Linked DNA regions of Mus musculus: all the other regions are linked to region 1. The links are chromatin loops, found by intact Hi-C in ENCODE. Cell type or tissue: heart. All regions are shown on one strand. Each heading gives the region's core, and the rest is flanking DNA. Links, peaks and the distances in the headings are about the cores only. Region 1 overlaps Map1b (microtubule-associated protein 1B). Region 2 overlaps Map1b (microtubule-associated protein 1B). Region 3 overlaps Map1b (microtubule-associated protein 1B).

Region 1 (10,564 bases), core at 1,552-9,551:
CCGGGTAACCACAGCTCCAAACCTGAGTATCCATCGGTCTACTCTACTGATTTTTAAACATTTTTATTAACTGTGCCCGCGTGTATGTCTGTATAGTACATGGATCCAGTGCCCTTGGAGGCAAGAAGAAGTTGTGGGGTCCCCTGACACTGGAGTCACAGAAAGTTGTGAACTGCCATGGTGGTGCTGGGAATCAAACCCGGGTCTCTGGACGAGTAGCTGGTTCTCTTAACCACTGCACCACCTCTCCAGCCCCTAGTCTAGTAATTTTCAATCTACTTTAGCTGTAGCAACCTTTCTTCAATATTTAGGTAAAAGAAATATAGGCTGAGTTCCTCGGTTTGGCAGGGGGTAGCCACGAATTCTACCTTCCCCACTTCCTGCCACCCCACCACCCCACCACCCTGATCTAGTCTATTAAAACTGTGGCGAGCCTTTCACGTGCACTGAGCATGGCTTCCTCTGGAGAAGGTGGGGTAGGAGAGGAGAATATGACTGTCCATGGCATCGGTGGTGGCTGCTGGATGTAATAATGTGTAAGCCACTCAGAACCCACATTTATGATTACAAACCTGGAGACGCTGTCCCTTCTACAGAACTTGAAGTCTTTAGATAAGGCTTTCTTTTTCTTCGTAATTAATGGTAAAGTTGGGCACACGCACAGCCCACTGTACAAAAATTCCATTGCTAGGTCTTTAAAAAGTGATTTAAGTGGCAACTTCATAAAACCATTCTTCATTCTCAGAGAGGGGATTACTTAGGGCCCAGATGAATGGCATATGGATACCTCCTTGTGTAAAGTCTTGGCAATGAGAAAATGCTTTTTCTTACACATTTCCTTTATTTGGCAAAGGAGCTACAGAACTGTACAGGAGTTCGGGAAAGCACCCACGTGCATGCAAATGAACCAAAGGCTGAGGGCTGAGCTGATCTTACCAGCTGTATCACTTAACCACCCTACATGAGATTGGCCACTACAACTCAATCCCATCCCTTGGACAAGATGCTGACATCTGGAATGCCAGACAAAAGCCCAAGTACCTGTTATAGCACATGATCTAAGAACAGATTTTGAAAAATAACTGGTATTTGATTGACTATTCAACAGTTTCCCAGCAGTCCCACCAGGGTAAATCATAGCTCTTTCCCTGGCATTTCAGGGCAATTGAGCAATGTGGCTGTGATACAGCAGGGCATTTGGCTTAGCCCTGGGGGTGGAGGAAGCCCAGCTCTAGAGAAAGACACAGGCAAAGCTTCCACCTTAAAGTGGGAAGACAGGCTAGCTGTGAGTGTGCACAGAGGCCTCCGAGCAAGGAGCCACTTGCCAGCCAGGGATCTTTCTCACTCTGGTGAGCTGGTGCTATGTGCCTCCAGATATAGATGACCTCACACCCTCTGAACAAACTGGGGCTCCACACACTGAATAGAAATGTCCCTTTTCACACTTCCATGCTGTCTCCCTGACCTATGTCTCCGTGCGGAGAGGGAAAACTGGTGTGTCATCTCTCCAGGGTTTTCCTAAGGCCTCTAGGTGAAACCGAATGAAGCCGGACAGTTTGTGAGAGGCCAAGCCATGAGACCTCTCTGTGAAGCGTGGGGCTGAGGACGACTGAAGGCTGGGAGACACATGGTCCTTCCCAGTACACGACACACCAAGCCTGCCATCTCAGGGAGACAGCTCTGACTGCAGTAGCTCCCGGAAGTGCATCTCTCAGTCCACTCCGGCCGGACCCCACCCCAGCTTCTCATCCTGCTGAAGTCCAAGAGATCTGTGGAAAAATCTCTGAGAAAGCAGGAAAGCTGTGTTTCTCCTGGAGTTCGGTCGGTTCTAGTGTCGCTAGCACTTCTGCCATCCGTTAATGACGACCATTCCAAATGCACTCACAGTGCCCACCGACGTCTCCTCCAGCACAATGGCCGAGGTTGCACTCATCCATCGATCGTAATAGTGATCAATCCCAGGCCTAAGCAATTTTGGGCCATAGTTTTGCTTATTTCAAAGAGGCCCCTCCTACTACCTTCCCCCACACATCCAAGCAATAGCCCAGACACGATGCCCGGAACCCACCTCTTGATCTGTGAAAATCTCTATGAAGTTCTGGAAGGAGAAAGAGCCAGACTGCAGGATGAGCTCGCCAGTGTTCTCAAAGCACTGTCCGGTGAGCACCAGCAGTTTATGGCGGGCAGCGTCAGTGATCATCAAACGCACCTGAAACACAGCGAAGGCACAGAGTAAGGGAGGGTGCGGAGTAAGAGCGAGCTGTCCCCTTCCCCGCCCCCAAGTCCCAGGCACTATGACTGTGCCTGAAGCTTACTGCCAACCAAACGCGTTCATTCCGAGTGTCTAATTACTTCAGCTGAGAGTGGGGGCAGGGAGTGCTGGACAGAGCCCTGCCTGTAAGTTATTCCTAAAATTAATCATCGTGGTTATTAGTGTGCCAGTGAATCCCGTGTTGAGAGTTTTACTTCAACCCAAAACAGCAGGGTATTATTGACTTTCTCCCTGAGTCTCCTCCTCTTTTCAAAGTGGTCTTCACAGCTGGCAAGCATTTGTTCCACAGCTGTTATAAAGAATCTACTAGCAGCCTGCAGCCTGCAGCCTATGAGGCCAGGTGAGACTTGTGGCTATGCCAATCCAGGTCACCCAGCTAGCTTCAGAAAAGACATGTTTCCAAGCAGGCCTCAAGTTCCTACCCAGGATTCCTTTCTTGCAGTCCTTCCAGAGCAAGCACACCATGACAAATGCAGACTGCAGCGTTTGCATCAAGAAGCTTGACGGGACAGGGGACAGAAGAAAAGGCGACCCTTGAGTGGCGATCTGAGAAACTGAATTGAAAATAACTTACGCAAAAGAACCTTTGCTGGCAGGGAGGTGGGGGAGGGGGGCCAGTTGTCCTCTGCGGGAGCACTACCCTCTGAACCAAGGTTCTGAATTCAGTTCATGAATGTTTAGCACACACTACGTGCCCTGCATCATGTTCTGCACCAGGGAAAATTCAAAACTAAACAGGCCATGACCCCTGCCCATGAACCCCACAGGCCACACTCATAGAAAAGCATGCATACCTAAGCAGTTGTCTCAGGCTCATGTGGCCCACAAAGTAGCTTGATACTTCCAACAAAAGCTTTTAAACAAACAAAAAACAACCAAAAAACAAAAAACAAAACAAAACTCCTGTTTCACAGCTAGGCAGTCTACCTGGGTACATACTAGCCCTCCGGCTTCTGGGTGACAGAAAGTGCCCCTGGGTTTTCTGTGACTTCATGCCTAATTGGATTGTCAGAGCTTTTGCACGCAGAAGTAGGTCAAAACAGGCCCGATTACGATAGCCCCAAACCGAAAGCAACGAAAGTGGCAGAAACTAAGAAATGAGTTATCAGATGTCTACAAAAGGATGCCACACAATGGTCGAAAGGAGTGCGGGACCAACGTGCTACACTTGGACTAGATCATGACGCCACTAAGCTAAGTTAAGCTCCACAAAAGAGGCCACATGTTGTATGATGCCATTTGTATGAAATGTCTAAGACAGGAAAAAATCTGGAGAGAGAAAATAGGGATTGTCAGAAGCTAAGGGGCAGTGGGATAACTGCTAATGGGTTTAGGAAATTTTGGGGAGTGACAGGCATGTTTTGGAGTTAAACTGCTCATTTTTATAATAATTCTTAAAAAAAAAACACCCACAAAACTACACACTTTCAGTGAATGAGTCTATGGTTCATGAATTACATCCCAATTTGAAAACCTGAATAGTCAGAGTTGCTAAGACACCGGCAGAAGACACACACAGCCTAGGCTAGGATGTTGCCAGGGCCTTTGGTCCTTAATGCTCAGGAAGCAACTCTATCTCAGAGGAGGTGGAAGAGGAGCTCTATCAACGCTTGGCCTGAGGGGACCAGAGATTCTCTTGGCTTCCTCCAAATTCTTATGTCAGGGTGGGTCCTGAAATTGCCAATTACTCTCTCTAGTAGTAAGTATTCTCATGTGATGCTAATGATACAGCAGCAGGAGCCAGCATGTACATCTTAGTCACTATGTGCCACACTTCTTCTAAGCCCTGAGCACTTCAGAGAGCATTACATAGGAGCATTAAATTCAGGGGCTATTATGATCTCCTTCACAGGGAGGGGCAAACCGAAGCAGTAAGATAACTTGACCGACCTTGGATGATGAAACCAGGTGATTTGACCTGGGCTAGAGACCATGTTTCTGAGGCTGGCCTGCCTTCCAAGGGTAGCTAGTGCTGGCCTGGATCTCTCTGAACAGGGATGCTATTGGGATGCTCGTCGTCTCTGAGTTCCATCCCTGTATGTGCCAGCCTGGAGCTTGCCGTCTATTTCCTCTGCTACATTCTTGCTCTGCATCCTGGCAACAACATACCCAGTGCATACCCCCCATTCTACACCCCTCAACAAACATGCTTCCAGCTGGCACTGTTCGCTTGTGTCCTTAATTGAAAGAGGCTTCTGGTGAGCTGGTGCTATGATACTAGATGCAGAGAAGCAGGCTCTGGGCATCGAGGAAGCCTAGGACCTGGGACTTACCCCTTGTACATCTCTCTCCAACTCCCCCACCTATCTAGCCCCTTTGATCAGCCAAGTCCCCATCCTTGGAGGCTCTAAGACCTCCCAGAACTGAAATACTCACCTCAGTGCTGACGGCTTCATCTGAAGGGTTGATCAGAACGACTGTTTCTAAGACGTCACTTCGGTGATGAAGAATCTTTTGTCCTGAAGGCACAAAAAAAATACACAAAGAAGAGACCTTTAGCTCTTCCAGATGAAAGCGGCTCGCCTACTTCTGGGACAGCAGAGAAATTTCCAACTCAGATGTGGCCCTGGAAGCTGGGAAACACAGTGGATGCTACTGAGCACGAGGGTGTGCACACAACAGGCTCAACTGGAGCTGGGGTAGCCTGGGGCCCCCAGGCTTTTACACTGGGTCTTTCATGGTCGATGGCTAGGCAGCCTCCTGACCCAATGGCCGGGTTTTCATCAGAGACCAGGGAGGGGTGCCAGGAAAACTCAGTGGAGCTCTTGACATTTCCTTTCTCATGGTAATTGGGGATGTTTCTCCCTAACGTCCTTTCTTCTGGTGAGAACGGCGCGGAGATTAATTAGGAGCCTCATTGTGAAGTGAATGACGGCCAGAAACCCGACTAACAATTAACCCAGCAGCCAGAATGGCTGTCTGAGGCAGGCTTACGGTCTGTTGGGGTATTCACTAATTAATTCACTTGCTTGTAGGAAAGTGAAGAAACAGTGGGCAAAAGAGAAGTGGAAGGCTACCCTCCCCCAGGACAGGGTGGCCAAACTGCCCCACAAGACAAAACTGAGGGAGAACTAAAGTAAGGTGTGGTTTGGGATGAGGGAGTTTAAGGATGCTCTGCAGGGCTCTTGATATCTCCCACTCCTTACAGCACCATCCTGTGCTGGTCAGCCTCAGGCTTAGGTCAGCAGAGACCTATGGATTGCCTTCTACAAACATTACCCTGCCTTGACAAGGAGATGAAAGCCATCCAGTGAATGTAGCCAGAGTCGCTGATGTATGCTTTACCAGCAAACAACGGACAGAGAGGGGCGTTCCCTCGGAAATGTGGGAGGAAGCCACGTGGTTGGGAGGGAAAGCACGCCTGCTGTTTGGAAGTACAATGAAGCCTGGAAGACTGGAAGAAACAGGAGCTTCTGAGGGAGATACCAACAGAGAAAAACAGAAGGAAAGTAGATCTAGGGTTCTTGGAAAAGCTAAAACAGAATCCTGTATGAACTGCCATTTAATTGGTTGGTGCAAGTTGAAAGTAGGAACCTGAGCAAATATTTCTGTGCTAATGTTAATTACAGCATTATTTTAATAGCCAAAAGATAAAATAACCCAAGTGTCTGGGTTAGATGTGGTCTACCCACAACGGAATACTAGTCAGAAATAGAAAAAAAAAAAAATCAAGCTCTGCTAATGTTACAAAGATGAACTAGAACATAAGGGGGAAAAAAAAGCTGAACACAAATGGATACATAAAATAGTACTTTATGCCCATGAAATACCCAGAATAAGTAAATTTAAAATAGCAATTACCAAAGGCTAAAGGAGGGGGAATTGGGGAGCTATTGCTTAATGGGTACTATCCCATGTTTGGGGTAATGAAAACATTTTGAAAATGTAAGTGATGACATATACAACCTTGTAGACATATTGATCACTCCTGAGTTGTAGATTTAAAAAAAATAGTTAAAATGGCCAATTTTTCTTTATATGTATTTTATCACAAGATGAAGGATCAATGAGACAGACAAGTAAGCCCTGAAGAAAATACTTTGCGTGCGTGTGTGGTATATGTATATACGCTATCCCAGGAAAGCCATTAGAAAGGAGGCGGTTCCAGGCTCGACTCAGCTGGAGATTTCCCCTTTGTATTATCAAGGATCACAGAAACTAGAAACAGCTGCTTAGAGACATTCTACTCATGTCACCATTATTGATCATCCCTGCTTTTCCTTACAGTAACATTTACCAGTCAACTTTAGGAAGGCAGAGGAGCAGCCCAAACTAAACAATGCTGGTGCCACGCCCTGTTCTGAGACCCATACAGTTTCACTGAATCCCCTGAAGTGCTCTCACACGAGGTACCATGACCATGGCTCACTACTGAAGACAAAGAGTTGACAGAGGACATCGAGTAGCTCAGGACGCCACAACAGGGTCAGGTCAGGCCAGGGTCTGGTCCCAGGCTGCCCAGCTCTAGATCCCTTCTGGATTTAACCACTTCTGATGATGCTAGCTAGTTATCAGAACTTGGCTTTGGCAAAACTGTCATCAGATGCTGAAGAAGAGTTAGGGGAAAGACCAACAGACTAAAAACAACAGATGGGCTTAAAGAAGCAAGATGTCAGCAGAGAATACCGGGTGGTCAGGCGAGGCACAGCACCTATACACAGCAAAGCAAAAATTAAATAGAAACATGAAATGTTCTACTGCAAAAGACCAGTCAGGAAGACACTCCAAATAAGAACAGTGTTAACTGCTTGAGCAGGCAAAGACCCGAGGCTTAGGAAAAAGATGCCAAACCATGGAAGACACAGTTCATTTATCATGAATGCTATGTTTTGTAATTAATGTAAAATTTGCCTTTTGGCTGTTTTCCTCTTTGACATCCATGCACACTTAAAGCTAAAGTAAACACAATTCAAATAAGCAGATGACACAGTGAAAGATCACACAAATCTATACTGGATCAAGTCGCCCTTCCATCAGTGGCCTCCTCGGAACAAAGACTTTGAGATCTTCTAAGACAAGAATGAAGCTGACATTAACCAATAAAGGAATGGCTGTTTCTTCATCATATCTTTGATGTGAGCACCCAGAGCATCCGACAGTGTGAGACCTGGTATGACTATTGTCATTAACTGTGCTCTGTAGGAGTCACAGAAGCAAGCCAAAGCAAGGTTTGCAGAAGCAGTCCCCTCCCCGAGAGTCCCTAATGGAGTCAGAGCCCTTTCTCTGCTGCTGACTGCACCCTTCAAAAGCAACAGCAGCTACCACAACCACGCTCCTACCTGCACACACCAGCCCTCCCCAGAGAAGTCTCCAGCTGCCTCTGCCAGGGGCTTCTTACCGTCCACCAGACACTCTTTTCCTCCTTGGCTTTCTCTGTTGCCAAACAGAACAAATGCCACGTAACAGCTGTTGGTCACCTCCACAATCCCTAAGTCATGTTTCAGAGCAGTCTGCCCAGGAATTCAGCTAATGATGCCTTGTCCATCTTTGTGAGAACTCGGAGGGAGAACACTGACAACGGATGTGCGCCAAGATGCCTTTTTGTAGAGTTGATTTGAAGGAAGGAAGGAAGGGATGGATGTAAAGACAGTCAGAGAGAGCTCCCAGTTCTTGTCTTGGCTGGAATGTTGTCCAGATTCAACCACAAGACCCGTAACCGAAGGTCGGGCCTCTCCAGCATCTGCCAAGACAAGGGCCTCGGCTGAGGGACCCGTCAGTTCCCCACACCCTGCATCCCTGGGTGCCCACTCGCTCTCTGGCAGCAGGCGGCTGTCTGCTCAGGCAGCTGGGATGCTCACAAAGCTGCATATTTGGGGAATGTTTCACACTGGGAAGAGGGCCAGGCATTCTCAGGGAGAAGCCACCACCCTTGCCTGTAAAGGTCCCCATTCAGTGGCTTCAGGAAAGAAGTTCCCAGCCTCTCTCCTCACCCTTTAGTCTGCCCTCCCTATAGATACCTCATAAAGAAACCAAGGAGCATCCTATGAATAGCTAACCCTCCTCAGCTTTGTGGAGGATGGACATGGAGTGATGGAGTTGTGTCAGTCCGTTTCCATATGAAAAAAAAAAAGGTCTTTGAAGTCTTCCTAAAAAAATTCCACATAGCTGTGAGGCTCGACCCGGTGAGGTGGGGGCAACAGAGAAGGTTGCTGCTATGTGACAAAGGGTCTGCTCCACTTCAGAATCAAAAGAGAATGAGGACCCCTTGGAGCAGCAGGGCCCTTCAGACAATGGGGCTTTTGTCTGTGGTCTCCTACAGCTGTATTTGAAATTCAAACAGTCTATACTTTGCAGTTATTGCTGGGATTTTTTTTTCTATTTTTAAAATCGTATTTAATTGAATCTACTTGTCTTTTGAAGTTGGGTTATTTTGTTGATTTATGTTCACGTCACATCTAGGTGATTTCTGAAATCTTTTAAGGTAAAAAAAAAATGACATTTTCATGTTTCCAGGATAGTTATAGATCTCCCCAGGGAGTTTAAGATTTTCCTCTCAGCATGGGTTTGACACACAACACATAGGCACCCTCCTGGGTTTCAGAGGTTGACTGTGGCTAAATTCAGGCACTCTCATCACAGAGGGTAGCAACACAGAACCTGGGCTGGGATAGAGCTCAGTCGGTAGGATACTTGTCTGGCTTACACTAAGGCCTAGGTTTGATCTCCAGCACTGCATAAATCGGTCGTGGTGGTCCATGCCTGTAACCTCACCCATTGGGAGGTGGAGGCTTGGTAATCAGAAGTCCAAGATCACCCAATTCAAAGCCAGTCTGGACTGCACAAGACCCTGTCTCAAGAAAAACAAAATCTAGAATCGCTTTTGTTGTTGTTTTGTTTTGTTTTTCAAGACAGGGTTTCTCTGTGTAGCCCTGGCTGTCCTGGAACTCACTCTGTAGACCAGGCTGTCCTGGAACTCAAATCCGCCAGCCTCTGCCTACTAAGTGCTGGGATTAAAGGCGTGTGCCACCACTGCCCAGCTAGAATCTCTTTTTACATATGGATGAGTCTTCTCTCCCACACGCAGAGCAACTGGGAGTACCGAGTAACTGGGAGACTGAAGCATCCTTGCTGAGGCCAGAGCAACTCCGCAGCATCCTTGGCCCAGATCAAAGCATCAAGGTAGCTGAGCAACCTCCTGATGAACACAGAACTGCTAAAAGCTTGTTTAGCTCAACACCCATCTTGAACTCCCCTTCAACGATTACAGGCCAGAGCTTTATTTAAACAACTTCAGTTTATTAACTTGTATGACAGAGAGAAGATGAAGCAGGACCTGAATCACAGACAGCCAAGATGGCGGTCAGGGGGAATTCCACAGGTCCTTGCTACCCTATCTCTACCTTTTCTCCTGCCAGTTCCCACTGCTGTCATGCCTTTTCCTATCCCCTCCCACCAGTCTTTGCGGGCTGAACACTAGAGTGACTGTTTGATCAGGCATCTGGTCTTGTGAACCAACACTAGAATCTAGACTCCATTGTGAAGATGAAAGAACATCCTAGGGTTGGGTTGGGAGACGCTTGGGCTAAAGACAGCCTGAGACTGCTTCATTAAACATAAGGTCTGATCACTCAAGGACTGTGAACACCCTGCATGTTAAAGCAGGAAAGGAGGCAGGGAGACGGACCTTCATCCCAACCCCTCCATCACAGAAGGGCTGTGAAGGGGAAACCCTCTCACCTCAAACCTTTGTGCTCAATAAAACTCCACCGGTGAAGTTTAGCTAAATGGATAAAAGCAAGAATCAAGAGCTGTGCTTCACAGCCATGGAAATCACAGCCCTGTGGTCGGTAATTACCTACAGGTCTCTAGGCAGCGTTTAATAACATCTTTTATTTAAAACCATAACCAGGCCTCCTTACTCTAGGAACCCACATAATATGCAGGGCAGATGTGTGGTCAGTGTGAAGAGAAACAGAGCCGGGATGGGAGGAATTAACTCTGGGAGGAAAGCAAGACCTGCCTTGGCAGGAACTGTGGCCAAACTTCCCTCACAGGGTAGAGGTGATACAACAGGAGAGGAATCTGTGAAGGGCCCAAGGCGATTGGTCCCCTGTGAGCCTCTGCCCTACCTGTGTTTCTAAACAGGAAAACCAGAGTCTGGGTGAATATAGTTTATCAGGAACAGAGCTTCTGAGAGGCCACAATTAGCAGATTCCCACCCACCCCCACCTCTGCCCACCCTCCCCAGCCCCTTCCCTCCCCCCTTTGCACTCAGGGTTAGAAATTGGAAGAAGCATCTAGAAGAGAGGATGAAGCAACCTGGGAGCAAATAAAGCCACCTTCATGTTCCCT
Region 2 (10,564 bases), core at 660-8,659, 63 kb after region 1:
AAAATAAGGCTCGTCATTTTAACGACTGAGTTCCTCCTGTCACCTTGGACAATGACGTAATGACAAAGGATAAAGGAACCTTGTGGGCACGTTGACAGGGGCCCTCCCCTGACTATGTACATAGGTCAGAGGAAGCAGCAGGACAGAGACTTGCCTAACCTGTGGTCACAGGTTCCCTGAGTGACACATCATCAGTCCCTGGAACGCAAAGGGACGATGCGTGTATGTGCTTTGTTGCTTAAAGAAAGGCTGAGAGCAAGGCTGAAAACTGCATCCATGACTCTCCATTGTAGAGCAGTGGATTCACTCTAGGCATACACAACTAAGTCATAATCTACGCGATGGCTAGCTGTCCAGGAATAGACACAGAAATATGACAAAGCCTAGGGTTATGGTTGAGGTTTTTTTTTTTTTTTCTTTCTTTCTTTCTTTCTCTTACAGCTCTGCAGGCAAATGTTAGACAGGAGACCTTAACTCACTAACGTGAAAGGAAGGGAAAGACTCGCCTGACTGAAACGTAAAATATCGGTGTCAACTCTCTAACCTGAGCCAATCTCCGGAAAGGATATTTTTAGCAGTCTCTCAGCACAGACCTAAAGATGCTTGCCTGCGGTTTGCTCATCTTTCATCCTCTACGGGGAAGGCACAGGTTCTCAAGCAGAACCGCCCATGTACACCTTTCAGATTCAATCACAGACAGAAGAAGGCTTCCGTGAACGTGATCTAGTAGCTAGTGGCGAGAGAACTAATGTAAATACGCTAGAGTTGTACTACTAATTCAGCTGACTAAGGCAGTAAACCACAGGAAATGTGAGTCTCTGAAAATTGGCAGACACTACTGTCACTTGTGGTTGAAGAGAGAAGGGAAGCAGTGGTGGATGGAGCGGATGAGGTTTGGAGGGACTGGGTCATGGCAGTAAGGGAGACAGCCAAGGCTATCACCCTACATCACCATCCTTGTGTCCAGCGTGGTAGGCCATGTTGCAGATGGTCTAACCTCTGCCTTGGCTCTACTCTCGCACTGTCTTCATTTTGCCCAAAGAACTGAGAGCAGTGCTGAAAATATTATCTACGACTAAACTGGAAGAGTCTTGCCACCTCCAGACAAAAGAAGAGCTCTGTGCCTTCTGAGGATGCCCATGGCAACTGCTTCTAAGGATTGTCTTTAATATAAATTTAAAAAGGATTACACGAGGGAAGCCAGACATATATCGGAACTCGGTATTTCCCACAGACAATAATAATCACCACACATACAAGCCACGCACATACAGATCTTCCTTGTGGAGATGAGAGCTGGCTACTCATTTATATTTAGTTCCCCAGAAGGTAGGCTACCATGTGTTCATACACACTTATCCAACTGGCCTTCATTCGGAAGCAGAGGTAAGCATTCTGAGTCACAAACAAAGAGACTGAGATATGAGATGTTTAAGTGTCCAAGGCCACTCAGAGACACCCATGACTGGGCTAAGGACAAATGTGGGAAGCTGGCTCCAGAATCTGTAACTATACTGTAATTGTCAATTACAATCTGTAAATTGTAATCTGTACTGATGGCAAGAAACTGGGTTATCAAAAAATTTAGCCATTTTAAAGAACAGATAAAAATGACAACGTGAGATAAAAGAGACTATTGAAACTGGTGTTCTTTTCCTTTGGGGAATCTCTCTCTCTCTCTCTCTCTCTCTCTCTCTCTCTCTCTCTCTCTCTCTGTATGAGAAGGCTTCTCCCCAGTCCAGGGGATTATGGGATACTGTCTATGCCCTCAGAAGATAAGTTCCCCTGTAACTATATACACCAAGATCTACAGTTAAACCTGGGAAAGAAACAACAGAAATGGAAGCCAGTCAAACTCTATGCGTCATGGCAGACTTGAGCTTCCATAGAAAGTTTTGCAGATTCTTATTCCTGGAGACCTGCAACAATGAATGACTCAAGTCCAACATCATTAAGGCACAAAAATCATATACACAAACAAAAGGTTTATGATGGTGTGTGCACTCAGAAATAGAAGGGCATATAAGGTAGTGCTCGATGTCTCAGAGACTCAGCTGCAGAGAGCCCTCTCTTGAGTGAAAGACTGGGTTGTTCTCTCAGGACCACTGTGCCTATCGGTCCAGCTCTGACTTGACCAGAAAGCTTCGGTGAGAGCAATCCACAGAGAATGGCCTTGGTGCACAGCAGGAGTGTTCTGAGTGACCTCAAAAGCCGGTCCATGCTCAGCTGGTTTGAGAGACCGACGCAGACTTCAGTGACTACCAATCTAAAAATCACACAGTCAGTGCTCTCCAGGATTTCATGATCACTGGACTGACGTCTTCAAGAAGTCACACTGTGCCAACCCACCTACTGTGCAGAAGGCAACCTACATTCCAGGCTGAATGACTATTCAGGGTGATCTTGAGTGAGACCTGATTCGCCTCCCAATGAACTCCAAAGCCTCAGTACAAAGTCTAAGCTAGTATGAGAGTTAACTCCAGATACATGGTCTGCCCTTTGCAATTTAAGGCAGCCACCAACTCTTCATATATGACCTCTGATTCCTAAGAATAGCAAAAGAAATAACAGCCAACATGAATGTACAGCACATCTGATTAGCACCTGAGCCCTTGGCTCCTCAGTCTCATAGGATGACCAATATCCTACTGTCATGACTGCTAGCTGTAAACTTACCAAACCTAATCAATCAACCAATGCGGGGAGGGAAGAGGGACCTGTTTGATGTCTAGGGTGCAGGACTTTATGACTTTCACAACAGAAGTGTGACAAAGGTCATGCCGGTTCTATTACTCAGCTCATCTTCCCAGTGTATGGCGCATGCTAGCTAGCATCCATTTAAACAGTTTTACAGTGACCGAATGACTTTTTTGTTTTGATAGACTCCGTCACTCGTCTTATTCCTTCTCTCCAAGTAGACTTAGATTCTTGAAACTCTAATGAGGGTGACACGGCTGGTTTCACTGTAAGTGGCGTGAGAGACAAACCACATGGTTTGTACTGAGTTTCAAGCAAGTGGGGAGGGACCACTAGTCTCAAACACACTAGGAACTCTTACATAAGGATCATCTTACAACCTTCACTCATCCCAGTCTGTGTCCTTGACCTTTAACCTCTTTCCACCGCACGCTCAAGATGCACTCTGCATTGTGCTTTTGTCGATGACAGGTTGAGGGTTTGGCTAGCAACAGGCTTTAGATTTTGGATGAAAGGTTTTAGATTTGGGGGTTAGAGATGCAAATGTCCCAAACTCCAAATCTCCAAAATCCAAGAATTTCTGGTGTTAAACATTTTAGATAAGGAATACTCAGCCCGTAGCACAGTCTTGCTCAGAAAACTTCATGACTCCACAGGGGCACCACTCCCTTGGCTCTGCTCAGAGGGAAGCTGGGTCCTGCACAGCCTGGAAAGGAATAGTCCTAACATTAACCCGCTCTGCAGCTGGCTATAATGCTAAGGATGCTGAACGTCCAGAAGCCAGTCCCCAAACCAGCACTGAGCACTGCTGACATCACTTAGATAGGTGACCCACTCTTAAAGCAGGTGACAGCAAGAAGATGGAGAGACAGGGTACTAACATGAGAATTTAGAGAGAGCTCTCTGCCTAGTCTCCAAGAGTAGTCCAAGCTAGGCCTTTAGGCTGGAAAGAGTTAATTCTTCTGCAGTTTTTTTTCAACCTTTCATTTTTGCAATGCACATTTGTCATCATAGGAAGGCAGTCCAAATATGAATGTATACAATGAAAGCCACATGTGTAGAAATGAAAAAAAAAAAAAGTCTTACAAGACAGAAAGCCAGAACGACCTACAGAGAAGTGACAGAAACTTGGCATTTAGTTGCTGAAACAAGCATACTTGTTGGCAAAGGGCACTTATCTCCTGTCAGATGGTTACGGAGGTTTGCAAGACAGAAAAATAAAACACAATAATGACCAGAGTAAACACCTTAAGCTGTACCTAGCCTTTAGCAAATTATGTGCTGATGGTCCCTAGATAACTTCCTCCCCGCCCCACCCCCCACCCTACCCAAACCACACCCACCTCATCCACTTTTTTTTTTTTTTTTTTTTATTAGCACATTCAGTTCTCTGCTGGAAAGCTACAATAGAGGGTCACTGAAATGGGTGGGTTTTACTCTATCCTCAAAGTCAAAAGGAAGACGCAGCGGAGAGGTGCCACGGCCATCTTGCTGAGTTAAGAGTGACTCCAGAAGTCGTTTACATTCCACACAAGTGGCTTTGAATCTCTGCACATGGGGTAGTGGGATATGATCTAGTCCTGTAAGAGAGACCGACCTTCATGCCTGATGTTCTGCCCATGCCAATCAGAACTCATAGAAGAGAGCCACATAGCTAGCAAAGTCTTGATTTTATGTACGGCTCAAGTGGTAGTCAAGAAATAAAATGTAGTATCATTTCCATGGTGACCCTTCTGAAAAGACGCACCTGGGTTGAGAGAATTCAATAGGAGCCAGAATCTTCTCTTATTATGTCCAAATGGGACCAGATAGGAGGAATTCATAGCTCAGAAAGGAGGGAGAGATGAATCTGCATCATCGAAGCCCAGAGAGGTGGGCGGGACACATCCTCGCAGAGGGAACAGCTTTACATATGACCGGTGCTTGCGTCCTTACCTTTGATTCTCTTATTCTGAAAGAAAGGCTGTTTTTACAGCAGCTTGGAACATCAGGTTCTTTCCCACACTAAGGAGCTGAAAACATCTTTTGTGTCTGAAACACCAAGTGTCCTTTCTCTTTCTAGTGAAGGGAGGTGGAGGATTGTAGGAGCACCCAGTCTATACTCAGAACTTTGAGTAAAATTAATATTGAAGTAGTCTGTAATCCCTTGAGGTCAGAGAACACTGAAACCCAAAGGGAAGTAAGCTAGACTTTCAAACCTCTCATAAGAACCCACACCATCAATAATCCACATGGTGATTACTTAAATTCTACTTTTCCAAGTTGTGGCTGCTGGCTCAAGTCATTGACATACATACAAAGAAACTTCTAGCAAGGAGAGGAAATTCTTTTTTCTTTCCATGCCAGACCAAAGCTTTTTCCAGACAACGGTCACTCCCCTCATCCTGTCAAGAGCTAGGCTAACACTGAGTAGAAACCTCACCTGGAACTTCAGGAGAGAATCTTGCAGAGTGTCGAGATACGAAAAGTTTGAGTTCCTGGTCCAAGTTGCACTCAATCAGGTTTGTGTCCCACGATCGGATCCCTGTGGAGGAAAAGGAGGACAGTTGGCAGGCTTCTGGGAGTCACCTCAGAGTGGTTTGGAAAGCACCCCCATGGACGTTTCTCTCGGGCCTTTTGATGGCAGGTACCTTGGCTAGCGGTGGATGCCCACAAGTGGGAAAGGGAAGGCCCCTCCCCTGGGACACAAGGGAGGAAGAACTAACTGTGAGCCTGAAGTTCTGCCCCCCTCAGAAAGGGTACGTGCAGCAAGGCTGGGGGCTGAAAGCAAACAGCAGACTCAAGGCAGGCTGGGAGGCACAGAAGATGACAGTTCTGGCTAAGAGGCCCCAGACTACCATCAGCTTCTTCAGCTCCACTAAGTGGCCAATGTCAGATGCAGGTGGGACGGGCGGCTGCCATTCAAGCCTGGCTCTCTGTTTTCCAAAGGATGCTCTTGCAGTGCATGTGTGTGATTTTTTACTTGTTTTTGACCTTGGTTTCTTCCCCCCCCCCATATCAATCTCAAATTGTGTGATCTTTGATAAGCAGGTGGAACTCAAGGTTTAGACTAGGAGTCCTATCAGTAATTTACTTTATTTAGTCAGCTGGTCAGGGAGTGCTTTTCATTCACAATTGTTGAGCTATACTGAATTTTTTTTTAAATCCAGGGGAACTTTTTATACTTGATAAAACTTCGGTAGTTTGGGGGTGGGCATGAACTCCCATGCGTCAGCCTGGAAGGAGCCATCAAGAGCCAGCATAACCCACAGTGAAGCATCAGAGTGACTGTGGTTTTCAGTACTGGCCATATCTCCTCGGTCTCTTCTGTACTCCTCTCCCTCCCTCTTCAACCCAAAGGAGGTGTCTCAGAGGGAACACAGAGACCATCAAGTTATGAGAACCCTGGACAGAAGCCAGGAAAGCTGTGAGCTGCCAAAGCCCAGACAACATCTCTCTGTGTGTTCACATGTAATATGTAATGTGTGTGTTCACGTGTATGTGCGTTCATGGGTATGTGCTCGGACTTTCCCCAACAGACTGCGTGTGATGGAGCCAGTACACAGCACCAGGACTGTACACTGGTGTGAACAGCCTCAACTGCCGGAAACCAATTTCTGAGCCAACAAGTATTTATTATCAGACTCCTCAGAGAGAGGCTTAAGCCCTTAGGTGGATATCTGCAAGTGAGCTATCTCTAACCAAAAGGCCAATGATTGATTGATCCATTGATTGATTAGTATTTATGCCATCAGCCTAGAGGGTTTACATGGTAGTGCATGAAACCCACCTCTAAATCCTTAATGTCTACCTCCATTTACCACCATTGTTTTCCTATCTTAGGGATAATCATGTGCATTATACTATAGTATATACAACACAGGTCTTAATTATATGTAATATTTTGATTAAAGATATATTAGATATAGATCTTTTAAAAGATTGTAGAACTCAGTTCACTATACATAAAAAGATATCTTCAAATTCATTTTCTCTCTCTCTTTTTCTCTCATTTTTATTTTATTTTATTTTTTTTTTTTTGAGACAGGGTCTTATTACATAGCCAAACCAGCCTAGAATTCGCTCTAACTAGTTCAGGTGGCCTTGAAATTGTAACTCTGATGCCTGAGCTTCTAGACCTGTTCCATCAGAGGAACCTTCTCAACAGCTGGGTGTCCCTTCAATAGAGGGAGAATTTCTCACAGGAATAGCAGGAAAGATTCAGACAAGAAAGAGTTAACACTCCTAAGGAGAGGCTAAATTATAAGGGAAAATTTTATGAGTCTCCCTGGAAACATTAAATAGCCTCAGTTTGCATTTGTGCTAATGGAATATTTAAATTTTAACAAGAAAGGCATGTTGAGAGTTTGTGGGTCTTTTTAGTGGAGACATGATAAATGGCTTCTTTTTGTTCCCCGCAGAGCTTGACAGGTTGAGAGGTCTGAATTCATTAGAATATTTTACTTCAACATATATACACTCTATACTAGCCTCGTGTGCAAAGCCATTGAGTTCCTGTCGGAGTGGCTTAATCGGAACCATTGATGGAGCTCCATTTTGTCTTCTGGCTTGTCAAGCCAGGTCAATAAGTTAATAATGAGACATATGTATTTAAATTCATACTATTTTTCCATCTTTGTTCTAAGTAACGTCTAAATGGCTGCACTATTTGAATGACTTTGTCTGGGGCTGGGTACCCGCTTGCTCTTGCATTGATATTTGTTATTTCTCCCTTGTCACGACACCAGTGGTGAATTGTTCATTTTATATTCATTTATGTCATTTACATTTATAATTTGACAACAGAAAAATGTTAAACTTTAAAAAAATCCATTGAGTTGATGTTTTTTTTTTTTTTAATAAAACCAGTAGACAGTTGGTAAAAATAACTTCCGGTGTGTAAACTGCCAATGAAAGAAAAATATTCAAGGTTCTCTCTAAGAGAGCAATTTCCAGTCAAAATATTTAAGGATGCATAATTGGTGCTGTGGTTTATAGAAAGACTATATAGACTTCATGGTTACTTTAGTTGGGAGTGAACACTCTGGAGCCTTATCAGTTTTAGAAATAAAACACTTAGTCACGAGTTGGTCCCTTATGCTGGATATTGCTAGCAAAGGGAGACATTTGCAATGAAGGCTGATTGCTTTTGACTGTCTTTCCATGTCTCTCCTTCATGCCTAACTGGGAGCCAAAGCTGGAGCCCCTGCAGTTGATAAGCCCTTTGCACATTCTCCCTCTGGACTCTGCAGCCAAAGAGGGGAGATACCTGGGTGTTGTTAAGAAGTTCTGAAAGAGATTCTGAAACGGGGGGGGGGGGGGGGACGTGGGAGAGGGGAGGGGACACATTATATTCCTCGCCCCTCTAAGGGCAAGCTCTTCATTGAGGCTTTGATTCTGTAGCCATCTAAGAGGAGTTTGTCCTTCCTGGATTACCCAGGGGCTAACAACTGGAGCAACTGGGCGTAGTTAACCTGTGTTTCAAATGCCTGGCTAGGTTCAAGGGGCTAGGGTTCAGGTTCCAGGCTGTTCCGGGATCCTGTCTCTGCCCAGGGAGGAAAACACTGTCCTGTGTTCATTCCAGGTGGGCAGGAAGCATCAGACCATCTTTTCTTTTCATTTCTCTCACCCCATGTGGTAGCGATGCACAAAGAAGTGGGCGTGCACGTGGTGTTTAAGAGAGGGGGAAAAGAAGGGGAAGGGTATTTCAGAGCTGGTCAGGGTGAGGAAGGAAGGTGCGTATCATATACTGGGTCTTCCAGCTGGATTACGTAAAGCTTACCCTGATCTTGTAGAAACTTTTGGCTTAATAAAACCAAAAAGCACCTCTCCTTTAGTGGATGAAAACTGCATTATTTCTAACCGAAGCAGCAGATCAAAGAAAGGAAAATGAATGGACCACACCGTGCATGCCGGACACGTGACAGCTACCTGGGCCTTTGACAAGTTATTTTCCTCAATGGGCCCAATTTAATCGTTCCCTTTTAAAAGCAGGCTTTTGAGTATTTCTTGTAAATATCTGAATGGTCAGCCTATAATCCTATGATTCTGTTTGGAAAACGACACTAGAAGGTAACTTGAACCTAGGATAGACGTATAAACCAGAGAAGCAGCTAAACGGAAAATGCTAAGAGGCTTTTTAGAGAAAAGATTTCCCAGCTTTCCTTTGACCTAGCCTTTGGTTTGCTTCTCTTTTTACAAAGCCAGTAACTTAATATTCGTCTTATATTCGTGTTTAATGAAAATGATATCTCACATGGACAGCACATCACTTCAGAGCATTGGCAATAATTAAAAAAAAAAAGAAAGAAAAAGAAAAATAAACAACCTCAAGTCTTGGATAACATCTTAGAATAGAAGCAAATAGTTATCTATAAGAATTTATTTCTAAATCTAAAAGCTAGAAATTACTTTTAAAAGCAAGCTTTTAGGGAAGATTTACAACAAAGCATTGATTTAATGACCTTCCATTTAGGGACTGACTCGCTTGGATTTCAGCTAGGATCACAGAGCCCTTAGTGGTAACACCAATTAGGCAGAACAAGCAAAAATCCATCTGCCTCCTGATTTTGGAAGTGTGAAGATGAATATAATAAATGTAACACATTCTAGCGTCTCTTTATCTCCTACCATATATGGTTTTCACTTCTTTTTCTTTGCTAGAAGAAAATGAAAATGAAATCCCAAAGCCTTTCTGGGTTCTTTATTTTCTTGCCTACAATTTTGGAGAGAACATTTTCACTAAGGAGGCATCAGACTATTACAATGTAACCAGCTTAACTCACACCTAAAGACTCAAGGCAGTGGATAGCACACTTATCTATCTTCTCATAAGCACATCTTGCTTATATCTAATGTCACCTAGAGAGACAGTTAGTTGCCCTCTAATCATAATTGAAAGCATCAGACTGACACTTAACATTCATTAGATGACTTTGGCTTCTTTAGAAAGAATGGCACGAACTGATGAAAACTCAATTGTACCATGTTTTAAATTTCAGTGTGACCGGTATTGTTGTATAGAGTCTAAATATTAAAATATACCCAGATGCCAGCATTTTGGTAAGAATAAGGCTATCAGGCTACCTCCACATTGGGGACAATTAGGGAAGGACAGATGAATCAGTTGGTGGTGTCCACTGTAGTTTGGGATCAAGTCCTATAGAACTGCATCAGTGTAGCTCGAACAGTGCAAGTGAACACTATTGTTTGAAGCTCTGGAGAAGAAATGATCAACCCTGATTTTGTGCTTTTCAAAAACAGCTGAGCATTTTTCTTCCTTGGTCTCCAGAAGCACTTAGCATCCATGTAGGGTGTTTCGGGCCTGTTGATTTGCTTCGGTATCTACCATCCCTCTACAGGGGTCTAGATTTATTTATTTATTTATTTATTTATTTATTTATTTATTGCCTTTCTGGAGTGCTCTTGGGTAATCAATCAGATGGCCAATATGCCAGACTCCAGGGTCTCCAGCTACATAGTGCCTCAGTCTGGATGGGAAAGGAAGAGGGAATAAGAAAGGCTAACAGCTGAGAGAAATGGTTTCCCCAGCCCTCAGGGAGCTGACCAGCCGAGCTTGAGCCCCATGGAGCAGCTTCTTCTTGCCTCAAGCAACATAGCCTGCAGGCAACAATAGCAGTGGCACCATAGTGACCTCTGGAGGAGGCCCAGCTGGGATCTGCCAGCTGAAGCAGCAGTGCGCCCCGCCAAGGAAACAGAGCCTGACTGCCCTGTTGCTAAGTCATCTCAGACTGTTTGAAAAGCCGGGGAAGCAGAGTTTTCACTTATCCTTGAAAACCCGGGCAGTGTGAGCTGCATCGGGAGACCCGGGGACCCAGGAGAGCACTCTCTAGAGGATCAGCAACATCTGTTACTACCCTGGAGGAAA
Region 3 (10,564 bases), core at 1,620-9,619, 52 kb after region 1:
CAAGCACCACTCACCTAAAAGCCCCGCTTGGGAAAAAGATCTGAAGAGCAAACAAAAGGCCAGGCTTGGTGGTGCGCGCCTTTGACCCCAGCACTTGGGAGGCAGGCTTATCTCTGTGAGTTCGAGGCTAGCTTGGTCTACAAAGGGACATCCAGGGCTAAACAGAGAAACCCTGTTTGAAACCTCCACCCCCCTAATGCCCCCAAAAAGGAGGAAAAAAAAAAAGCAACTCAGCCACCACCCTCCCAGGCAGAGCAAGAATAGGATGGAAAGATGAGGTATATGTATGCAATATCATCCCTGACAAGAAAATACGGTCTGGACCCAAAGAAACTAAATTCTAAGGAGGGTCTCAGCGGCCCAAGTGCACTGCAAAAGGTTTTAAACACTCCAATTTCCAAACAACTAACATCCGCCAGCCCAACAGTTTCAAAGGATCTCTAATGCAGGTGGCTCTGGAGCTCACAGTCCCCGTGTCTCCTCCACAAGAAAAGGGGCTAGACAGGTTGGAGGCAGTGTCCTTGTCTGGTTCTGTGAAAGCCTGACAGAAATAGGGAGAGAGGCTTTGTCCTTTAGGGTAGTGTCTTATTCTCAGAACTCTAGCCTGCTATCTGAACTGATTTTAGGTTGTGGAAACGACCTCTGATACTTGCCAGACTTCCCCTGTGAGGTGTGGCTGCTGAGGCTAGTTAGTCAATGCCATTGCACAGGTGAGCAGGTCGAGGCTCTGAGGTGCCCAGGGTCCCACAGCTAAGCCAGGCTGCACTTGGGCCTACACTAACTCTTCCAACTTAGAGCTCTCAGATTGCTTCAAACATGAAAACAACTCGCCCTGCCTATACAGAAAAGGATTTCCTTATTTTTTAGAATTATTGTTTTTTTTTCTTCTCTATATCCAAGTCGATGTTTACATTTGTTGGAAGAATTGAAAAAGGTTGTTAAACTCCAATCCGGGCTCAGAAACTCTATGACACCCGGCTTCCATCTTGCACCTTAACTTATTTTTCCATCTGGGAAGACAAGAGCTCTAGCCTGAAACACAACAAATTGGACTTGAACATCCTCCATCCCCGCCATCATGAAAAAACAAACATTTTGAAGACGGATGGGACCAGCTGCCTGCATCCCCTTTCTACCCAGCAACCACCCTGGCTGGACCTTGTTGTTGTTGTTGTTGCTGTTGCTTTTTTTCCAGGGCCATTTTCTGCAGCAGGGACAGGGCCACTGTGGGCTCTGAGAAGACTGATGCGCCCCTGCTTTTGTAAGGCAAGGGGGCGATTTCCCAGGCTTGCTTTGTGTCCCTGCTCGGCCACTAAGTGATAGACAGAGCTGCAGATGCGGCCAGCAGCGCCTATCTCTGTTCATGCGGCCAGTGTGTGTGTGTGTGTGTGTGTGTGTGTGTGTGTGTGTGTTTCTGTGCTATCAAGGTTTTTCCTCTCCTTTTAAAAACTTCTCCTATGAAGTAAGACAGCAGTTATTCGTAGGAAAATTTATCAGAACCAAATTCTTCTTAGTGGGAAAAAAAAAAGGCAGTAGAATTTCTCTCCTCATGCTAATCCCCTGTTTGACATGCAATGACATCATCCTATAGGGAGGAGGGTGGGTGTGGACAGGAGACAATGTAATGTCTGCTATAATTACAGGGTTTAATATGCAGGATCAGGGAGGTGGATGGGAGCTACAGGCAAGCCCTTCTCACCAGGCCTTGTGGGGGGAGGGGGAGTGAATATAATGGGGCTCAGTAATGCACTTGAGGGGGTCTTGCTGTGGCAATACCAAAAGGAGCAGAAATCAAAGGACTACACTGGCCAGCCTTCATTTTCTGATGCAAAAACATCTCCTAGAGACCAGTGAAGTGAAACTGCATTTCCCCCCTATCGAGGCCCATTGAACTGCAGTGTCCCAAAAGACAACATGAACACATAAAAAAACCTCACAAGCACAGACAGAGAAGAGCATTTTAAAAGCACTGCTACACCATACACTCATAGCACAAGATATCCACACAGCGCCTGGCATATGGATGATGCACTGATTTACATGAAGGCAACTAATATCATCAGCATTTTGAATGTTAAATAACCTAAGTTCCCTTTTTAAAACACAGGTTTTTGAGATGTATCAAAAATGATAAGACAGTAGCTAGCACATTCTCTAACCATGGCATTTACAGACTGCCTGCCTCCATTAGACAGGATTAAAGAAGCCGGTGGGCTACCATGGTGGCAGACTCAAACAGTCTAATATGCCTTGTCCAATTTATGCATTTTCAAGCAATTCATGCATAGCCACTCCTAGAGTGACATGAAGAATTGATGTGCGGCTTCTTTTGGTAGGTGTCGAGGCTATAGGAAGGGATTGCTGTTTAAACTGTACCATTGGGAAGACAGGAATTTCAATTGGTCTCAAGGTGGGAAAGACTTTGACTAGACGAAGAGAAGTTTAAAAAAAAAAGAAAGAAAAAAAAGAAGAGAAAAGAAAAGAAAAACTTGGCTCCAGGGAACTTGGAGCTAATATTGTGAGAAAATTAGAAGCTCAACACAACCACTTATATGAGTGGCTCTACACATCACTGCACAGAGTGGCCAACGGTATGCTAAGTTTGAACAGTCAGGATGCAGCAGAGGTCTCAGCTTTCCTGACACTTGTTAGCATTCCCCTAAAGGGACGAAAGCTCTCCTCACCACTACAGATATTTCCCTTTTTAAGAACATGTATCTGAAAACCTGAAAAACAGAAGATAGCATTCTTGGTGAAATATTGGTTTATAGTTCAAAGTAACTGCATATTACTTAGGGAAGGGACACGATGGCAGAGTTCAATGTGATGTCACAGCCCTGGAGGAGTTAAGGGGAGAGGAGCCCTGTAAGGTAAAGGTCAGCTCAGTAAGGCTCACACCAAAGAGCAAGACAAACAGTAAGAGGATATTCTGCTAATTACCATGGAGCAAGTCAACCTTACCGGGGGACTCTTAAATACACGAAAATAAATGAAATGAATGAAAATAAGAACGCAACTCCCTCTAGAAAAATACGGCTTTTGAATCATCTCAAAGACTGTAACATGCTGACAGCTTTGAATGGCAGATTTCCGCAAACAGAGATTCTGCCATACAATGACTGCTTCAACTTGGGCTGAGTTAAAGAAGTGGGTTGGCATGGAGACAGACAAGAAGATGCTCTGTTCCAAATTCACGAGTCTTTGAAGAACTCATGAAAAGACATAGAACCATCACTACTAATGACAACAAACATGGCCATGGTGATTTAAAGTAAACCGGTGTCATGCAAAAAGGTACGTCGAGGGGGAAGCCTCACGGGAGAAGAGATGCATAGAACGCAATCAAAGTATCCATTTTAGCATGTTTCACCCAAGGAAGAAAGCAGCGTATTAATAACATCATTTAATACGGCCTCACTATCTCCACCCTTCACATAGCATGTAGCTCCCGAATACTCATAAATCCACTGTGTGTAGAACAGGGTCTTCAGTAAGGAAACTGAGGCACAGAGCATTGACGTATAACATGGAGCTTGCATTTGAACCTGTGTGGTCCAGCCCTAACTGTTCTGCACTCCCCCTTTACCTGTTCAGTCAGACTCAGGAAGGCTGGAGAGGCTCGAACTCAGTCCTTTACACCTGTCCATAATTCTAGGCTGCAAGACACACTTTGGGGGAAACCGGTCTCATTTCTTGAGCCTTCCTCCTCTTAAGAACCAAAGAGAGCCGAGTCTGGATGAGGCCTCTGTGGTTGGCAACCTGGACTGGATAGAGTTTAGGAAATGTCCCTGTAAGGGGAGGCGGCATTGGGTGGGACTCAAGAGGGATCGTGAGATTCCCGAAGGAGAACCTATGCAACCTTGCCTGTTGACACATGCTGAGCCTAGAAGAACATTTCCAGGGAGAAAACAAACAGAACTCAAAATGGGACCTTTAAAAAAGCTCTACAGCACATGATAAAATGAGTACTCTGGCCTGAGAGTCAGTGGAAAATTATATCTTAAAAAAAAAATTATAAGGCTTTCTTAAAGGAACAAAGCAGACTTCTGGAAAATAATGGTATCCCCAAAATTAATTTAGACATGTCCTCTATGAAACGATAGAGAGCCACCCAAAGTTGAGTGAGCCACCATGCAAGCAAGCGGCATCACGATGACCTATGAAAAGCAAACGGTAGAGATAACCAGCCTGGCGGACGCTGGAGCACCCTCACTTCCTATGAATCCAGTAAACAAAGGCAGGCAGGAGGATGCTGAGCCTCTGAGGACCTCTCTGAGTGCTGTGGTTCCATTACTGCAGAACCTCAGTAACAGTTACAACCAACCCCTGAGTTCTGACGCCCCTATGTTTAAACGCGCTGGTTTCTTTCTCTGGTCCCTGGAGTTACTGATGCCACCAACCAATTGTCACTAATCACGAGTCTCTAGGTGGTCAGTGAAAACTCGTGTCAGCCTCTAGCCTTTTTTCTTATATCTCAACAGAATAGTGTAAAGTCTTCTGAAAAATATTCATACATTTAACATTTACCATCTTTATAGAAAGATCTTAAATAATTTCCATTTCCCGCTTCCTATTTCCTAAGCCATAGAGGATCGTAAGCTTCCGGTGATCCTCACAAAGTCTACAACAAAACCAAAAACAACCCTGCATCCTCTACAACGAGGCAGTGCAGACTGCTAACTTAGGAAATATAAGTAGCGACCATCATCCTTCTTAAGCACAAAAGAAAAAGACTTTTGCTGAATTTCACCCGTGAAGGCCCTTCCCTTGTTATCCTTGGAGGACCTGTTCCTCTGTCATATGCTAGATGGCGCTACACTCTCCTCTCCTCCTTAGCAGTTGGAGGCACATACTTGTGTGACTGAGAAGTGCCCCTGAATCTTTTTTTTTTTAAGATTTATTTATTTATTATATGTAAGTACACTGTAGCAATCTTCAGACACACCAGAAGAGGGCCGTCAGACCTCGTTACGGATCATTGTGAGCCACCATGTGGTTGCTGGGATTTGAACTCCGGACCTTTGGAAGAGCAGTCAGGTGCTCTTACCCACTGAGCTATCTCACCAGCCCGCCTCTGAATCTTGATGGACAGTTAGTTCCAACCACAGGAGAGTGTGTGGGAACAAACGTCTGTTTATTAATTAATTAATTAGCTAATTAATTAATTAATTAACTAATATATCACATCGTTATTAGCCCTCATATATGACAGAGCCCCAGACTCCACAGACAAGCGATGCCCATTAGGGACAGTGAGCAGGTGAGTGTGAAGAGTTACATTTTGATTCATCCCAGTAAGTTCTCCTGCTCTACTCTGAATGCCCAAGAACTTCATACAAACACATCTTGGCTTGACCCATCGGCTATGTTCACAGTTAACAGTTATGACTACCTTTGTATATAAAGCACTTTACCAAATATATTAGTGACTTTTTTTTTTACTATGAGTTGATGTTATCAAAAAAAAATAGCAGGATATTAAGTGTAAAAGGATCTTTGAGATAAAGTTTAGAAAACACTGAAGTTCAAGAATTTATCCATAAGAGCACACATCTAATCAGCAGAGGTGATTCAAGCCCAGGTTGTCCATCCCAGGCCCACCTGTGGAGGGCTCTATCTCTCTCAGAAATTGGTTGTTTGTTTTTGTCAAGTCTCTGAAAGTTGATAGTTTGTAAATAAATATCCAACACCTTCATGCTAAAAGGAAATCTATAACAACAAAAAAAAGTGCTAATAATGTAAGCAATGACTGCACGTTTTCATTTGTCTAACATGGCTTATTTTTCACTCTGTAAAGTGGTTCTAGTTTCTTGAGCCAGTGATTTCTCATGACTCACCATCTTGACCTTGTCTGCCTAGGTCCTGGCATTACCCTCTAAGGCTCTTTAACTTAAAGCCTCTTTGTCTCTGTGGTTTCTCACAAGGAAAAGGAGTAGGATCAGAAAGTTAGACTCCTGGAAGGTTCCGTTCTGAAATCTGCTCCGTGATTAATTTAAGGTCTTGCTTTTACTTACTCAAAGTATGTTTTTGTTTATTTCCTTTATTTTTTTTCTTCCTGAATTGTAAATCGGAACTTCTGTTGTTTTTGTTGCTAACTAATTTCAAATTTGCGAGGAGTCTGTTTACCAGGCATAGAGAATCCATTTGCCGTATGAAGTTTGCTTAGGTTGCCAGCAGCAGAATGTCTACGGAGAGAAGCCTATTTCTAGATGACCCCATGGAGTGAGCTAATTTGACACATTATTTCATTTGTATTTATACACTGGAATGATATTCCAAAGGCACAAAATAATCTCTGTTCTATGTATAAAACAAGAAAACAAAAAGCAGACAGGACATAATAGCATAACCAACCGTGATGTAAGGCTTATTTAAAAAACAAAACACTGACCTCCTGCCTAAAAATAACCCAAACCAACATGGTTTGTAAAAAACATGACTGTGATTGGAGAGTAGGGAGACACACTATTTTAAAAAATGAAGTGGAAATATGAAAGCAAGAGAGAAGCAGACAACATGGAGGTTGTGTGTGAATGAATGATATGTGTGAAGGCCCAATGCAAAACCAAGCGACAGTCAAATGAGGGGGGCTCTGTTACTGTTTGCACATAGAAAACTTTTTTTCTCCTAGAGTATATTCTGAGTCACAATGAGAAGCGTATTTTAGCAACCACGTTGATCAGTGATAGCTGGTTATCCTTATCAACCACGATGTACTATCACCGTAGCATGTGCTACACTTTCGTACAGGTAACAATGTAGAGGGGTTTTCATCAGCGTGGCCGGGGGCATGTCACGTTTCCCTGTGATGTTATGGCATCCCTTAAAAAAACAGTGTTTCCCAGATCTATTAGGAGTTTATGCAACCTCAATTGCTTATGCTCCTATAGTAGTGTACAACTGTAATTTAAAAGTGAAGTGATACACCCCCCACCCCCCCACACACATTATGAATATAAGTGGAAATATAAGTGGCTCCAAAATGTAAACTTTTAAGATATTTTGGGCAACAAGCTTTTAAAAACAATTTCACTTTCCATGCGTTTTAGATCAGGGGTTCTCAACCTGTGGGTCGCGGCCCCTCTCGGGTCAAACAATCTTTCACAGGGGTTGCTACAAGATATCCTGCATATCGAATATTTGTGTTATGATTTATAACAGTAGCAAAATCACAGTTATGGAGTAGCAGTGAAAATGCCTTTATAGTTGGGGGGGGGTCACTACAACATGAGGGAAAATGTATTAAAGGCTCTTAGCATTAGGAAGGCTGAGAGCCACTGCTCTAAATCTTGACTGGATTTTGTGTTTAGTGGCTTCTTAAAGGATTGTGGGGTGAAGAAATCAACTACACTTTACATTACACTTTCAGAGAGGAGGAGGGTGTGGCTGGGGCTCTGTGACCCCTTCAGTGATGCTGCCTGTGCATCTAGTAAATGACAATACTTGCTTAAAGGGTGAACTAAAAAAGAGAAAGAGGAAGGCATCTCATTCTGTCTCCTCTCTGCTATCTTTAAAGACATCACTCTGGAAAGAAGAAGGAAGAATACATTTCCAAACCCATATTTACTACAAATATCTTAATTGATTCAGGGAGTCTAAGTGAATTCTGACGTATTTGCCTAAAACAAAACAAAACAAAACAAAACAAAACAAAACAAAAGGACTGTATCACTGAATTTGTAAAACTTGGAGAAGAATAACCCCTCAAAAAGTTATCAACAGAACCTTGAGTGACTGACCACCATACTGTTGTCAACATACATTATCACTAATAGCACTATTACATACATACATTTTTCTTTCAAGTTTCAGCATGCTCTATAAGGGTTTTGTGTAAACACACAATAATGTCATATAGGGTTGGATACATACATTAAAGTAAGCCTTTAGGAAAAAAAATCAAATTAGACTTGGGAAAAATTGAGCCATTGCCTTACAGGCCTCATATGTAAGTCAGGCAGCATTGGCATACACAGAAGCAGAGGCAGGCAAATCTCAGAGTTTAAGGCCAGCCTGGTCTACAGGGGGAGTTCTAGGACAGCCAGGAAATAACAGGGAAACCCTGTCTCAAAAAACAAAAATGAATAGATAAATGAATAGATAGATAGATAGATAGATAGATAGATAGATAGATGGATGGATGGATGGATGGATAGATAGATAGATAGATAGATAGATAGATAGATAGATAGATAGATAGATAATGAGTGAGTGAATACGGCCTCAGATGGCAATAGCCAATCACAAGCCATATTACCATAAAAATCACTTTTCCATCTGGATAACCCCGGCTCTCTGGTAACGATCACCTGCACACACATTGTTGGTAATAATCTGATTTGATCATAGCTCCCCAAGGGTATTTATATCTGCACGTACTGACTTGTTAAATTATGCCGTGCTAATTGATGGTTCACATGACAAGATATGCATAGCTGATCATGCTCATTAAAATGCAGGCTATTCTCAATTATGTGCAACAAACGATGTGCCTGGGACTTTTAACACACTCAAACCACACTGAATCCCCGAATTTATAGGCTGTAATCCTTCGGCCTTCTTCCAAAACTTGTGCATAAGTACTTAGTCTGAGGCGTAAAGCAGGACCACATGCCAGCATGCACGTTCTTATTTAAATGGGAAAAGACAATGACATTATTTCCTATTTGGCATTGTGTAGATAGAAACACCCACCGATCTGAGTCTTGAAATACTTTCCACACAGGTGTCTGCTGTTGTGCAAATACAATTAAGTTGGTCTGGCTCACAGTTTCTACAGGGAGAGAGAGGAAAAGGCAAGGGCTAAGAGCCCCTGTCCTGAGAAGTCAATGCTCTGAGCTGTGACTGTTTCCTGATTGACAGTCCTAGTAGGTGGGACAGGCAGAGTTTTTAAATAAAGTTTCTTTCATAGACCTTTCAATCCTAGTGTTTCAAATATGTTAAGGGGCTGAAAAGATGGCTCAGAGGTTAAAAGCATTCATTAGCTGCTCTTCCAAGGGACCCAGGTTCAGTTCCCAGAACTCACATGACAGCTCATAACTGTCTACTTAACTTCAGTTCCAGGGGATATTTCCCTACCCCCCACCCCGTCATACACACACACACACACACACACACACACACACACACACACACACACACACAGAGTTTTCCTCCTGAACTGCACCATCTGAATTTTGCACTGAGAAGATACTTGGAATTCTAGCTGAAGAACAGTCACTCCTTCATCTGAGCAGGCATGCAGTGCATCTGTCTAGTGCAGTTAACTGGCAGCTTGCACTGATCTTTTGCAAGTGTGGTCTCCCAGCCGAAAGCTTAAAACCTGTGAAGACTCCACCAGGGGGCTGCAGAGCTGTTCACCTATCAGCATCATTCACCTAGGCAGCAGGACATAGCCCATCGTTGATCCTTTCTCTCAGTTTTTGTTTTATTTTGGCCAGATGTGGTATTTGGGGCTGAATTTCAGGAACCCAAAGGCAACACTGTGAGGCGGGGGCTCAGGGCCAGGTGTGGTGTGCTGAGCACTTAGCTACTCCATCCTACACTAGCCTCGAGAGGCTTCCCCAGGAATCTATGCATTTGGGCCAGACACTCGGCAGTGACTGTTTTCACGACGGCTGAAATCCCATTTTATTAAGGAAAGACTGGCTTAAGAGCAAAGGGCAGACAATAAGGGCAGTCCTTAAGGTGTTGGTTTTACCTCAGTCCTTCCAAATCCTGTGGCAACGGTTAGCAGCAACCGTTTGAATCTTTCAAACTGAGGTGTGGTACACTCTCTGGGCTTTCAATCCTTGCTTTGAATCACATACTTCTTCTGAAATCCTATACTGACTGTCTCATCTTATTTTCTGAGAGCATTTGTCTCACTCCTTCTAAGCCCTGGAAGAGTTTATTAAAGTCACATTATTTTTGTCTTGTTTGTGTTAGCTGCCCAGGCCCTGCAGCTCATGTTTAAGGTGTGTCCCTGGGGGAAGTACTCTTCACTTTCCCACATGTCTCCAGGACCAAGGAAATATGACTTCACACAATAGCTATCACCCTCAGACTGCAGTGAGAAAACAAAGCCAGCGAGAGCCCTGGGGTATGATGTTTGGAGATACTTGATCGTTGCCGCAGTAGCGTTTAATTAGTCTTGGGTTGCTGCTGGGGGCGGAGTGCTGGTACCTGGGCAACCTTTGTCACCACGGGTTGGAACAATCAAAACATAGAGCTTGTTAGGGTTTTCATTTCACTCCCGGTCTTGAGGAATAGAGAATAAAAAGCTCTTCTATGTCAGTCTCTGTGTCTGTCTGCCTCTCTCTCTCTCTCACACACATACACATGCAGACACAGACACACAAACACACAATTTGTAGACTAAGGAAGTGCTTTCTTTGTAAAATAACAGTGAGTTTTAAAGGAATGAATGATATCTTTTCCCATCTAGATCATGAACAGCGGGCATATCTTCCCCCACAGTTCCCTTCACCCCTCTTTGCTTATTAATAGGTACACAATACCAAGTGCCTGAAATTCAAGAAGCAATCTCTCCGTTTGTGTTTCATCTGTTCCCTCATCTGCCAGT

The links. Hi-C counts contacts between places; a loop is a spot of excess contacts. Peaks named below come from ENCODE experiments on the same cell type or tissue, not always from the same donor. Only the 100,000 strongest peaks of a DNase experiment are listed, where the experiment ranks them.
Region 2: a loop joins it to region 1, with 2.4 times the contacts of the local background. A loop is called at or near these places in 6 of 42 quality-filtered maps.
Region 3: it touches region 1 in a loop (2.0-fold over the local background); 7 of 42 quality-filtered maps call a loop at or near these places.

Annotation. Positions count from the first base shown.
Region 1 is chr13:99,439,566-99,450,129 of GRCm38, forward strand. It overlaps Map1b (microtubule-associated protein 1B), which reads right to left. Exons shown (of 7, transcript NM_008634.2): 3 at 4,649-4,731; 4 at 2,069-2,209. Among named protein-coding and RNA genes, the nearest start is that of 6430562O15Rik, 32 kb to the left of the region's middle. In heart, for the core only: a CTCF peak has its summit at 5,476; DNase peaks (open chromatin) are centred at 5,586 and 7,966; H3K27ac peaks cover 499 bases.
Region 2 is chr13:99,502,989-99,513,552 of GRCm38, forward strand. It overlaps Map1b (microtubule-associated protein 1B), which reads right to left. Exons shown (of 7, transcript NM_008634.2): 2 at 5,120-5,221. Among named protein-coding and RNA genes, the nearest start is that of Map1b, 8.3 kb to the right of the region's middle. In heart, for the core only: no CTCF peak of the experiment used is centred there; no DNase peak of the experiment used is centred there.
Region 3 is chr13:99,491,493-99,502,056 of GRCm38, forward strand. All of the region lies in intron 2 of Map1b (microtubule-associated protein 1B), which reads right to left. Among named protein-coding and RNA genes, the nearest start is that of Map1b, 20 kb to the right of the region's middle. In heart, for the core only: a CTCF peak has its summit at 4,799; no DNase peak of the experiment used is centred there.